Regions from separate parts of the Homo sapiens genome. Here region 2 is linked to region 1. Evidence: chromatin contacts called from ENCODE Hi-C or POLR2A ChIA-PET data. All regions are on one chromosome and are shown on one strand. The core of a region is the stretch at or near the end of the contact, and the rest is flanking DNA. Distances in the headings are between cores, read along the strand shown.

Evidence for each region. A loop is a pair of places that touch in the nucleus more often than their neighbours do. ChIA-PET counts read pairs that join two places held with the same protein, here RNA polymerase II (POLR2A). Pooled maps may share reads with other maps.
Region 2: a loop to region 1 is called in a map of ascending aorta, with 2.2 times the contacts of the local background. The contact joins the enhancer-like site here to the promoter of CAND2 in region 1. A Hi-C loop is called at or near these places in 16 of 168 maps with a recorded cell type or tissue (A673, CD4-positive, alpha-beta T cell, CD8-positive, alpha-beta T cell and 9 more), 28 of 37 single-sample maps with no recorded cell type and 27 of 50 pooled maps. POLR2A ChIA-PET finds 5 or more read pairs at or near these places in 3 of 52 experiments (Caco-2, HEK293 and WTC11).

The regions. Positions count from the first base shown.
Region 1 is chr3:12,792,755-12,799,369 of GRCh38, reverse strand. It overlaps CAND2 (cullin associated and neddylation dissociated 2 (putative)), which reads right to left and starts at 2,690. Exons shown (of 15, transcript NM_001162499.2): 1 at 2,582-2,690. The coding sequence starts at 2,649.
Region 2 is chr3:12,889,067-12,895,681 of GRCh38, reverse strand. All of the region lies in intron 4 of LOC105376956 (a long non-coding RNA gene), which reads right to left. Among named protein-coding and RNA genes, the nearest start is that of LINC02022, 7.2 kb to the right of the region's middle. Within about 2 kb of position 3,626, at least 2 of the 41 ENCODE cell types and tissues checked have a DNase peak (open chromatin) inside an H3K27ac peak, as active enhancers do; they include ascending aorta, where a contact is called at or near this core.

The DNA of each region.
Region 1 (6,615 bases), core at 1,441-3,940:
ACTTACTAGTCTTGCCATTTATCAACTAGGTGACATTGGGCAACTACCTCCTTTTCTCTGGGCCTCAGATTTTCTATATATAAAATGGGAACTTTTCTTTGCCCTACCTCATAGTATCCTTGGGAGGTTTCAATAGGACAATCTAGCTCTTAGCATGAGGTAGTAAGAAAACTAGGCTCAGGGAGGCTGCACAAACTGCCTACGGTAACAGCAAACTGGGCGGAAAACCAGCCCACCACACAGGTCTCCTGGCTTTTCAACCAATAATACTACTGTGTTTTCAAGAAATGACTTGGTAATTCCTGCAAGACCTGCAAGGGTACTCGTTTTGACTGCTGGAGCCTCCGTGGTAATGGGGCACCTCCTGCCCATAAAGCCAGGGCCCAGGAAGAACAGGAAACAAAGGTCTCCCTCCACCCCACCTGGGACCCCCATTTGCAGTCGCTGCCCCGCTCCAGGAACCAGAGGACAGTCTCAGTTTCATTACAGAGAAACCCTAGAGGCAACTCAGCTGAAACCCTTGGCCACACGGACGCCTGGACAGCTGGTCTGCAGGACCCAGCACCCTGGTATTCGGACTTTAAAAATAGACACCATTCTCACATGCTTGGGGTGGTTTTAAGTGTTCTCCAGGCCACTGGCAGAGACAGGCTGAAAGGGCTTCTCGGGCTGTAGCTGGCAGGGCCAACTCCCTCTCCCAGAGACTGGACCAGAGGCCTGAGAGACACTAGCGCAAATCCCCTAGGCCACTAGCCAGCTCTGTGACCTTGGGCAAGTCACTGCACTCCTCCAAGCCTCCGGAAAACAGGAAGAACAATCACTACCACCCATGGGTGGACTGAGATTACACGTGGGGTGCACAGTAGGGAGCCTGGGACCCAGCGAACATTCACTAAGCACCTACCGTGTACTCAGCACAGGTGTTGGGGCACTAAGAGGAAGTGCATAGTCCCAGTGGCCCAGGAGCTCAGGGTCTCCCAGGGCTGAAAAGTGATCTAGCAGAAACATGAGGGGAGGCATGATGGGAGCTGAAAGGAGGTACCTAATCCTGCCTGGGGTCAAGAGTTATAGGAGCTGTCAGATGAAGGGAGGAGGTCAAGGGAGAGCAAAGAATCCCCCTAGTGAAGGTCTAGAGAGGGGACAGGGCGTGGCAGATTTTGGATGTGCACAGAATCATAACAGTGTCCGTTTATGAAGCACCGACCTAGTGCCTGCCATGAACCTGAGCATTTCACATGTACTATCTTATTTAATCCTTACCCCAACCCTCAGAGATGGGTTCTGTTATCCCCATTTTATAGAAACAGAAGCACAGGGAGACTCATGGGGGTTAAGTTACTTGTCCATGGTCACACGGCCAGTGAGTGACGGCAGCTGGGATCTGAAGCCAAGACCTTGGATCCCAGGCTCTATTAATGTGGGGGGGCTCTTGAGGGGTACTGAGGAATGGGCTGCAGGAGAAGAGTAGGAGTCAGACCACCAGAGCAGGTCTGTCTCCTCACCTGTCAGGGGGCTGGAATCAGAGGACCTCACTAAGATCTTGGCCTCTGTATTAGACTGGCCTGGATTTGGACTAAGTCTCCCACTTCCTCGCTGTGACTGAACCTACGCCCTTCATGTCTCTGAGACTCAGTTTCCCTATCTGTAAAATGGGGACAAAGTGAAAAAATGTTCATTGAGTCTCCAAGGTCTTCTTTCAGCTGGAGGGGCCAGAACTGGCCATGAGACCACGGGCCAATCCCTTTTCCTCCCTGGGCCTCAGTTTCCCCAGGGAATGCAGGTGGAAACTCATTGGACCAGATGTTTCCACCGTTCTTTTCAGCTCTATTCCTGTGGTTCTGTGATGCTGTGAGAGGGGGAAAGAAGGAAAAAGGGAGTGGGGAAGGAGAGTGGCACACAAAACCTAGAAGGTCCCACCCCAACCATCACCTACCTGTGACTGGAAAGCCAGACTCAGCCCAGCCCCCTCCTTTAGGCTGGGTCTGAACAATCGCAGGAGGGGAGGGAGACGGGGAGGGAGGGGTCCGGGTGATGTTGAGAAGGAGGCATCACTGAGGGTGCCAGTGAGAAAGTCAGCTGGGGGTTGCGGTCCCGGGAAGGGTCCGGGTTCAATGCGGAGGAGAGGCAGGTGCTGGGGTCCCCAGGGAGAGGCGTAGGGCTTCACTGTGGGCTCGCTGAAGGTGGTGGGGGCGGGGGGGAGGGGGCGCTGGGGCATCAGCTGCGGGGGAAGAAGGGGGCCGGACACACACGAGGGAGGAGAGGCCGAGGCAGGGTGCAGAGGGGTGGAGCCGGGGCTCTGATCGGGGGTGAGAGGTAGGGCTGAAGCCTGCACGGTGGGAGACGAAGCAGGGACTGGAGTCGCGGAGGGGCAGGACGGCCCCTAGGGGAGAACGGCCGGAGCTCCAGTGGGGACCACGAGGCAGGAGTGGGCCTGTGGGGAGGGGGGCAGCTTAATGCAGGGAGAAGAGAGAAGAGGCAGGGGGCTGCATGGTCATGGGGGATGGGCTGGCGCTTCGAGAGGGGAAGAAGGCCCCCGGCTTCAGAGCGGGAAGGAGAGAAGGGGGCCGGCGGCGGGCTGCACCTGAAGTCCTTGTCGCTGGACGTCATCTTCTCCAGGAGGCTGGAGATGTGGAAGGCGGCGGTGCTCATGGTGGCTGCGCGCCGCGGAGCCGGCCGGCGGGAGGGAATATGGCGGCGCGGGCGCCCCCTCCCTCGCCAGCTGCGCGGGCTGCGCTCACCAGACAGAAATAGCAGCTCCCGCCCCGCCCCGTGCTCACGCCTTGGCCGTGGCGGCCGCGGGAGGCGGGCGGGCCTGGGCCTGGCTTGGTGGTCTTGGCCCCGGCCCCAGCCCTTGCCCTGCTGACAGCGCAGCGCCGGATTGCACACACCCCCAGAGACGGGGAGCTCACTACCCTGCCACCACCTCCTTGTTATTCCCGTAGGTGCCAGCTCTGTCTTGCGGCATGGACGTAATATCATAGAGTCTCAGGTTCGAATCCCACTTCTGCCTCTTCTGCTGTGTAGCCTTGGCCAAGTTACTTTACCTCCGCTTTCTCATCTGTAGGCATTCAAGAAACAGGAGCTATCAACCAAAGCTGGTCAGGCCAACCAAAAGACCCCTCACCCACGATGCTTGCCCGCCCCTGAGCCAGACAGGATCTGGGGAATGAACTGAGTCACACAAGGCCCCCTGCCTCGCATCCCCAACCCTCAGGACGGCAGGGTCAGTTTCTTCATTTTTTTAGCAATGCAACTGAGGCCGAGAAGCAAAGGGATTTGCTGAGGGTCACACAGCCAATGAATCTGGGATGGAGTCAGGATTGACTGCAGATCCCTTAATATCCTGCGCAGCAATCCTTCCATAAACAGCCAGGAGGCTGCTGGATGGGAAAGGGAGTAGTGTGTGCTTCAGAGCCAGACAAGCCTGGCTTCAAATCTCTGCTAGGCTCCTTCCTGGCTGTGTGACCTTGGGATAATGAAACAACCTCTCTGGGCTATGTTTTTCTCACTCATAAGATAAGGATAAAAGAAATCTTTATTCACTTGGGAGGCCGAGGCGGGCGGATCACGAGGTCAGGAGATCACGACCATCCTGGCTAACACAGTGAAACCCCGTCTCTACTAAAAATACAAAAAAATTAGCCGGGTGTGGTGGCAGGCGCCTGTAGTCCCAGCTACTCGGGAGGCTGAGGCAGGAGAATGGCGTGAACCCGGGAGGCGGAGCTTGCAGTGAGCGGAGATCGCGCCACTGCACTCCAGCCTGGGCGACAGAGCGAGACTCCGTCTCAAAAAAAAAAAAAAAATCTTTATTAAATTGACACCCCCCTTGAACACCTGTTATTATGAGGTACGTAGGTTCTAGACCAAAGCTAATAGAACACTGCAATGTTGAAAATGTTCTACATCTTCAGTATAGTATCTAATATGATAGCCACTAGCCACATGTGGCTATTGAGCACTTGAAATGGAATTAGTGTGACTGGGGAACCAAATTCTTAATTATATTTATTTTTCATTAACTTAACTTTAAATAGCCCACTATGGGTAGTGGCTATCATAATGGACAGTGCAGATCTGTACAACAAGGATGCAACGCAGCAGGGTGTTAGACACAAACGGCCCCTGCCCCCTGGGGACTTTACATTTTAGTGTAGGAAATCAGCAAGAAGGAAGAAAGTGATTAGATAAGGAAAATAAGAGCTCTTCAGAAAATAAAATAGAGAGTTCCTGGAGCGTGGAGGGGCAACTTCAGCAAAGGTCAGGGAGGGCACTTTTTGAGGAGGAGACATTTGGGCTAAGACCTCAACAGATGAAGCAGCTGGGCAAAGTTTTGAGGGAAGGGCTTCCCAGACAGAGGGAGCAGCAGGTGCAAAGGTCCCGAGGTGGTGGCCGGGTGCGGTGGCTCACACCTGTAATCCCAGCACTTTGGGAGGCCGAGGCAGGAGGATCACGAGGTCAGGAAATCGAGACCATCCTGGCTAACACGATGAAACCCCGTCTCTACTAAAAATACAAAAAAATTAGCCGGGCGTGGTGGCGGGCACCTGTAGTCCCAGCTACTCAGGAGGCTGAGGCAGGAGAATGGCGTGAACCCGGGAGGCAGAGTTCGCAGTGAGACGAGATCGCGCCACTGCACTCCAGCCTGGCGACAGAGCAAGATTCTGCCTCAAAAAAAAAAAAAAAAAAAAAGGTCTCAAGGTGGGAACCAGCCTGATGTGTTTAAGAAAATGCTGTGGCTGGGCCGGGCACGGTGGCTCACGCCTGTAATCCCAGCACTTTGGGAGGCTGAGGCGGGTGGATCACAAGGTCAGGAAATCGAGACCATCCTGGCTAACAAGGTGAAACCCCGTCTCTACTAAAAATACAAAAATTAGCCGGGCGTGATGGTGGGCGCCTGTAATCCCAGCTACTCGGGAGGCTGAGGCAAGAGAATGGCGTGAACCCGGGAGGCGGAGCTTGCAGTGAGCCAAGATGGCACCACTGCACTCCAGCCTGGGAAACAGAGCGAGACTCCATCTCAAAAAAAAGGAAAGAAAGAAAGAAAGAAAAGAAAAGGCTGTGGCTGGCTGGGCGCAGTGGCTCATGCCTGTAATCCCAGCATTTTGGGAGGTTGAGGTGGGTGGATCACATAAGCTCAGGAGTTAAAGACCAGCCTGGGCAACATGGTGAAACCCTGTCTCTACAAAAAATGCAAAAATCAGCCGGGTGTGATGGCACACGCCTGTAGTCCCAGCTACTTGGGGGGCTGAGGTGGAAGAATCTCTTGAACCTGGGAGGCAGAGGTGAGCCTGGGAGGCAGAGGTTGCAGTAAGCTGTGATCGCACCACTGCACTCCAGCCTGGGTGACAAAGTAGACCCTGTTTCAAAAAAAAGGAGGGGAGGAAGGGAGGAAGGGAGGGAGGGAGAGAGGGAGGGCGGGCTATGGCTGGAATGGAATGAGATCAGTCTTCCACTGAGGAAATGAGGACAGAGAGGTGGACAGGGGCCAGATTACTTGAAACCTTTCAGGCCAAGGCAAGGAGTTCGTATTTTATATGGGAACACTAATTTTATGTGGGAACACTAACGCCAGGGAACACTGGATGGCGTAAAGCAAGAAGGTAACTTGATCAGTTTTTGTTGTTGTTTTTGAGACAGAGTATCCCTCTGTTGCCCAGTCTGGAGTGCAGTTGTGTGATCTCGGCTCACTGCAACCTCTGCCTCCCAGGTTCAAGCAGTTCTCCTGCCCCAGCCTCCCGAGTAGCTGGGACTACAGGCACCCGCCGCCACACACGGCAAAATTTTGTATTTTTAGTAGAGATGGGGTTTCACCATGTTGGCCAGGATAGTCTTGAACTCCTGACCTCAGGTGATCCACCCGCCTCAGCCTACCGAAGTGCTGGGATTACAGGTGTGAGCCACTGCGCCCAGCCAGATCAGTTTATTTTATTTTATTTATTTAATTAATTCAGTTATTTATTGAGATGGAATCTTGCTCTGTTGCCCAAGCTGGAGTGCAGTGGTGCAATCTCAGCTCACTGCAACCCCCACCTCCCAGGCTCAAGTAATTCTCCTGCCTCAGCCTCCCAAGTAGCTGGGATTACAGGCACGCATCACCATGCCCAGCTAATTTTTGTATTTTTAGTAGAGACAGGGTTTCACCATGTTGGCCAGAAGCTGGTCTTGAACTCCTGACTTCAGGTGATCTACCTGCTTCGGCCTCCCAAAGTGTTGGGATTACAGATGTGAGCCACTGCACCTGGCCTGGTTTTTTAGAAAGATCTCTTTAGTGCTGAACAGTCCACGCAATCAAGAATCAGGGTGGTTTGGGCCGGGCGTGGTGGCTTATGCCTGTAATCCCAGCACTTCTGGGAGATCACCTGAGGTCAGGAGTTCAAGACCAACCTGGCCAACATGGTGAAACCCTGTCTCTACTAAAAATACAAAAATTAGCCGGGTGTGATGGCACACGCCTGTAGTCCCAGCTACTCGGGAGACTGAGGCAGGGGAATTGCTTGAACCCTGGAGGCGGAGGTGATTGCAGTGAGCGAGATCACACCAATACACTCCAGTCTGGGCAACAGAGCCAGACTCCATCTCAAAAGAAGAAAAAAGAAAAAGAGGCTGGGCATGGTG
Region 2 (6,615 bases), core at 2,377-4,876, 95 kb before region 1:
CCACATGTCATCTCCAGCCCAGACCTCTACTCTGGGCACCCATGTCCCCTTGGTGTTTCTGACAGCCCAGCCCTGCAAGCCCTCCATGACCATGTTCTTCACCGTATAGCCCCATGCAGCGGAAACCCGGTCCTCTCCTCTGTTCCCTGTCCTGGTGAATGACATCACCATTGACCTATTTAAACCAGGACCTGGGGTTGCTCGTGACTTTCTCCCTGGTGTCCTGTCCGTCTTTCCCCGAACTCTTGATTTGTGCCTCCTGCTTCTTCTGGAATCCATCTGAGTCTCTTCACGTCTCACCCCACTGCAGGCCCTCATGTCTCTCTCCTCGACTAGAGCTCCCTGCCTTGGCACTGGCCTTCCTGGGGGGACCCCTGTCTATTCCCCACACGGGTCTTGCTCTGTTGGCAAAGCTGGAGTGTGGTGGGGCAATCACGGCTCACTGCAGCCCTGACCACCTGTGATCCTCCCCCCTCAGCCTCCTGAGTAGCTGTGACTACAGAGGCGTACCACCATACCTGACTATAGTGTTTTTTGTTGTAGAGACGGGGTCTATGTTGCCCAGGCTGATCTCGAACTCCTGGGCTCAAGCGATCCTCCCACCTTGGCCTCCCAGAGTGCTGACTTTACAGCCGTGAGCCACTACACCCAGCTGCCTAGACATGGAGTCATTTTTTTAAGGTGCTCCTGCTTAAAGCCCTATCGGTGATTTCCTGTTGCCCTTAGGAGGAAAGAAATCCCATCCTTCACATGGCCCCTGCCTGCCCCTCAACAGTCACATTCCCCTCACATTCCAGCCGTACCAGCCTTGATTGTTTTGTTACTGTTCATGCATGTCCTTTGACAGTAAAGGTCAAAAAGTCAAGACAGTGTCTGTCTTTGTACATACTGTAATCTCAACATGGAGCACAAAGTGGATTTCCTAAGTGAATGCTTTGGGAGCACAGCAGGAAATGTGCTACAACGCATGACACCATGTGGCGGCAACATGAGATCAGGGCCCAGAACATGAGGTGGGGACCGTGCTGGCAAGGCTCTGGGGCCCGCTGGCATGCCTTGTTAAGTAAAAATTGGGGCAGTGGTCAGAGGCTTTTAGACATTGTGTTTTAACTTATGTCGAGTGTCTTTTAACATGTAGTAAATGTAGTGAGAATAGATTGATGAAAAACAGGAAAAAAAAGTCCCCATAAGCTCACTACCTCAAATCACGTATAATTGAGTATGTGGCCAACTGTTCTTCCACCGTCCCTCCATACATATTTCTCAGTCACCTAGTTTACATCTCTGAAGTGCTTCCCAAACGGTACTGTCAGTGTTGCTTGGTGCCCCACGTGGAAAGTGTCATCGGTCACACACCTCTAGGGAACGATGCATTGCACGCAGTTCAATGCGTTTCTTTCTGCTGGACCTTTTAGAGCCTTTGGAAAAGATGGTGTGCATATATGAATAAATCTCTGAACAACAGCCTGTGCACTCTACAGAATACAGTTTAGTAACAGTGTGTGTGTGTGTAAATGCTATTCTTTTTCCCTTAATCCACTGTGATGAGGCAGTGGAAGACTCGACAATTTATAACGTCTGCATAACATTCCACCTTACGGATGTCCCATAACGTGTTGCCATGCAGACAGTGTTGTGTTGGCAAACAAGGAACAAACGGAAAGAAATAATCGAGTTTCTGGCAGAGTTGGTGATTCTGGCGAGGACTGGAGCCTGGAGAGGGGGACACCATGGTTCGACCACAATGCTGAGTCCCTGGGATGACCATGGACCCCGTTTTGGTGCTGCTGGAGGCCAGGTATCCCCTGAGATGCCTCTTAGCTCAGTGCATTCAGTTCAGTGCCCACTTTTCAAGAGACCCCATCTCACCGCTCAGCCCAGAGCAGGCCTGTGATAAAGACCTGGCGGCTGCTGCTTGTAGGCATGGGGTGAAGATCACCCACCCTCATTTCTAACGTGGAGCTTCAGGACTTTCAAGGCCCTCAGGGAAAGCTTTTCTTGTCTATTATTCCTAACCACACCCCACCCCCACCTCCACAGTAAAGTGTTCCAATTAAATCTGATACGTAGGACCTGAAGCACTTTGTCATTTTCTATGTAGTTAATAGGGAAGAACACATTCTAAAATGAAAATACCAGAGGATAATACCTGAATTGGAATCTCTTCTCACACCCTCTGAGAACTTTTCAAAGAACAAGGAGGGGCCACATGCTGTGACTCACCCCTGTAATCCCAGCCTGAGCAACATAGTGAGACCTCCATCTCTACAATATCAAAACATTAACCAGGCATGGTGGTGCCTGCCTGTGTTCCCAGCTACTCTGGAGGCTGAGGTAGGAGGATTGCTTTAACCAGTGAGGTCAAGGCTACATGAGCCATGATCACCCCACTGCACTCCAGCCTGGGCCACAGCGCAAGACCAAGTCTCCAAAGCAAAGAAACAGTCACCTATAGCTGTCAGACCTACACTGTGTTTGGGAAAGAGCAAGAACCACAAAATTCACTTAAAGGTCAGTGGGAAAATCAACATCTTAGAGCAGCAGAGTTGATGTAGAATCACTTGCCGGTGAGATGCAGGGGCAGGGGGGTACACAGCGGGAGAGGGTGGGGAGTCCCTGTGGAGGTTGTGCGTGGGGTGCAGGGGTTGGGGGGGTGCACAGTGGGAGAGGGTGGAGAGTCTCTGTGGAGGTTGTGGGTGGGGTACAGGGGGGTACACAGTGGGAGAGGGTGGGGGTCCCTGTGGAGGTTGTGGGTGGGGTGAAGGGGTGGGGGGGTGCACAATGGGAGAGGGTGGAGGGTCCCTGTGGAGGTTGTCAGGGGGGTACAGGGGTGGGGGTTGCACAGCAGGAGAGGGTGGGGAGTCCCTGTGGAGGTTGTGGGGGGGTGCAGGGGCAGGGGAGGATGCACAGTGGGAGGGGATTGAGGGGGTCCTCATGGAGGTTCTGGGTAGGGTGCAAGGGCAGGGGGCTGCACAGATGGACGGGGTGGGGAGTCCCCATGGAGGTCCTGGGTGGGATGCAGGGGCAGGGGGGCATGTGTAGCTGGAGGAGGTGAGGGTCCCCTTGGAGGTCCTGGGTGGGGTGGGGGGGGTGCACAGCTGGAGGGGATAGAAGGTCCCTGTGGAGGTCCTGGGGGGGGTGCAGGGGTGGGGGGTACACAGCGGAAAGGAATGAGGGGGTCCCCGTGGAGGTCCTGGGTGGGTGCCAGGGGCAGCCAGTGGGGGATGCACAGCCGGAGGAAATGGGTGGTCCCTGTGGAGGCGCGATGCACAGAGCAGGAGGAGGGAGCCGCCCTGAGAGGAGAAAGGCAGCCTGCTAAGCAAGAGCTACAGGAAGCACTTGGACAGGCCATCGGGCCAGAAGCACCTCGCAAGGGTGTCCGGGAGCTTTGGTGATGAAGGGCAAGAAAGAAGCAGCTAAGAGGGGGGCCTCATCACAGAGATGCTGTCAAAGATTCACCAAGCCCACCTAAAAGTATCTTTTATTACGGGAACTGCAATTCACCTTAGCAGCGCAAGAGGGCATGATTGCACTACCAAACCCAGAAAAGCACCCACGCATTCAAAAAACTGGAAGAGAAGGAAGAGAAAGGGAAAGGCAGTCAGCCGATCCGCTGCTGCACTGTTAGCAGGTGAGAGTCGGGTGATTTTATTGCAGCTGACAGTGCTCAATGATAGCACAAGGCCAGTTAGGAAAAGCGGGCACCGTGGGCATTAGCAGAAGTCACTATTACCAAGGCAGCCCTTGTGATGGCTCATTTTAGCAGTCAGCTTGACTAGGCTAAGGGATGTCCAGGGAGCAGGGAGAACGTGATTTCTCGTGTTTCTGTGGGGGGGTTCTGGAAGAGATGAGCACTTGACCCAGTGGACTGACTGAGGGCCACCCGCGCCAGTGTGAGCAAGCCTGCTTCAATCTGCTGAGGCCCAGATACAACCAACAGGAGGAAGGAGGGGAAATTTGTTCTATGCTTGACCTGGGACATCCACCTTCTCCTGCCCTTGCGTATGAGAACTCCAGGTTCTTGGGCCTCTGGACCCCATGTCTTAAACCAGAAGCCCCCAGGTTCTCAGGCCTGTGGCCTGGGACTGAGAGGGACACCACCAGCTGTTCTGGTTCTTAGGCCTTTGGACTCGAACTGAATTGCACCATGGGCTTTCCGGTTTTCCAGCTTGCCACTGGCATATCCTGGGGCTTCCTGGCCTCCTGAAGGGCATGAACCAATCAATTCCCACAATAAATCCCCTCATGAGTGTGTGAGTGTGTGTGTTTGTCCTATTTGTTCAGTTTTCTCTGGAGAACACTGACTAATACAGCTCCAGAACAAAAATAAAGCCTTCCTAAATACAGAAAAAAAAAAATAACCAAGCCAAAAAGGGAGAGTGGAACAGACCAGTCTTCAGAATGAAAGCCACACGAGGACGCCATACTCCACATAGTGAATTCACAACGGCAAACAACCTTCCAGAACAAACCAAAGACACCAGCTACATCAAAATGCAAGTATACCTAGCTCCCCTGCTAAGAGAAAGGTCTTTGAAGACCTTGTATCCATAAGCTACCGCCACCCTAGTTCTCTGGCAACCCCAAAGTGTGCAGGAAACAAGCACTGATTTCTCAGCCCCCATCTGCAGATGCACGGGGTTCCCCTGGTCTAGAACTGGGTCAGTCTGAGCCATAGGGGGTCTAGGACTGCTCCACATATCCCTCATTCTCCTGACCCCACCGGTCGAGGCCTGTCCTGGTCATGGCAATAGGCTGGAGTGCAGGAGCATGAGCCTGGCCCCAAGCACATAGCACACCTTTGCTCACGCCAGGTGCACCACAATCCCATTGACCACTTTGCTCCATGCCCAGCCCAGCGTCAGAGGGTGGAGAAGTGTTCCCTGCCATAAAGTGAGTCATAGCTAGGGTATAGACTACAAATACATTCCATCTACCCCAGACCACAAAGCAAAACCCACCAACTCTCTGCCAATACTCTAGAGGGACACCTAAGACAAAAATTCAGAAAGGCTAAAGGCTACCCATAAAGACGTGCATGGAGGGGTACAAGCTATGAAGCCAAATTAGACGAGGAAGCAAGTTACAGTCTTGATGTGTGACAGGGTAGAAATCAGCCTTAAAAACAATGCATGAGAAAGTGACTTGATAATGCTAGAAGCTGCAATTCCCAATGTAGACATGACAGGAGTATCTATGCACCACATAAAACAGCAGTCTTCAAAAAACGGAAACTGCAGGATAGGTAGGAATAAAAAAACACATTCATAAAGGTTAACATTGCCACTCTGAATCCAAGACAGGTTAAGAGGCCAAAATGAAATTATCTAGAAGCCTTCAGTTTCTCATGGATATGATACCAAGCATTGCGCTTCAATAACAGAGAAAACACCTTTCCAACCTCCCTTGAAACGTTTATGGAAACTTGCCACATATTAAGACACAAAGGAAACTTCAGTAATTCCACAAAGCAGAGAGAATCTAAACATATTCTCTAATCACAGTACAGTAAAACTAGAAATTAAAGACTCAAAAATTCCCTACTGGAAATGTTACTAACTCTATTAAATTACTCTTGGGTCAGAGGACAAATACAAACCACAACCATAGAATTTGTTCAAAATGGTAACACCTTGTATCAGAATCCATGATGCAATTAAAGCAATGAGGCAAAGAAAATTACATCCAAAATGAAAAAGAAACATCAAATGCAAAATTAGGAAAAGATTAAAGTAAACAAAGGAGAAACAGTTGCAAAATAACAAGCAAGGCTGGGTGTGGCAGCTAATGCCTGTAATCTCAGCACTTTGAGAGGCTGAGGCAGGCACACTGCTTTGAGACCAGGAGTTCGAGACCAGCTTGGCCAACATGGTGAAACCCCATCTCTGCTAAAACTACAAAAATTAGCCGGGCATGGTGGCTCACACCTGTGATCCCAGCTACTTGGGAAGCTGAGGCAGGAGAATCGATTGAACCTGGGAGGTGGAGGTTGCAGTGAGCTGAGATAGCACCACTGCACTTCAGCCTGGGAGACAGAGTGAGACTCCTCCTCAAAAAAAAAAAAAAAAAAAAAAAAAATCAGAACAAAGAAATAGTAAAGCTTATGAACAAAAAGCTGGTCTTGGAAAAGAAAAAAGAAAGTAGACAAACCTCTAGCTAACCAAATCAAGGTGACAAGAAAACGAAACACCAAAAATGAGAAACCAACACAGGACTGAATATTGAAGTGGAAAAAATGTTTAGAGTGATGATACTTTGAACGACTTTATGCAAATAAATTTGAAATGAATAATTAGCCAAAAGTGACTCAGGAGAAAAAGAAATCTTAAACAAATTCCCATGAGAGAAATAGAAAATGTAATTAACGGCTTAACTAGCCCATTTTGTTTCACAGGGAATTCTTCTGACCTTCACAACCAGATAATCTCACTGTTACAACTGTTTCTGATCACAGCAAAGGAAGGAAAACTTCCCAATGCTTTTTCTTGTCTTTTCTTTTTTGAGACGGAGATTCACTCGTCACCCAGGCTGGAGTGCAATGGTGCCATCTCAGCTCACCGCAACCTCCACCTCCCCAGTTCAAGTGATCCTCCTGCCTCAGCCTCCCCAGTAGCT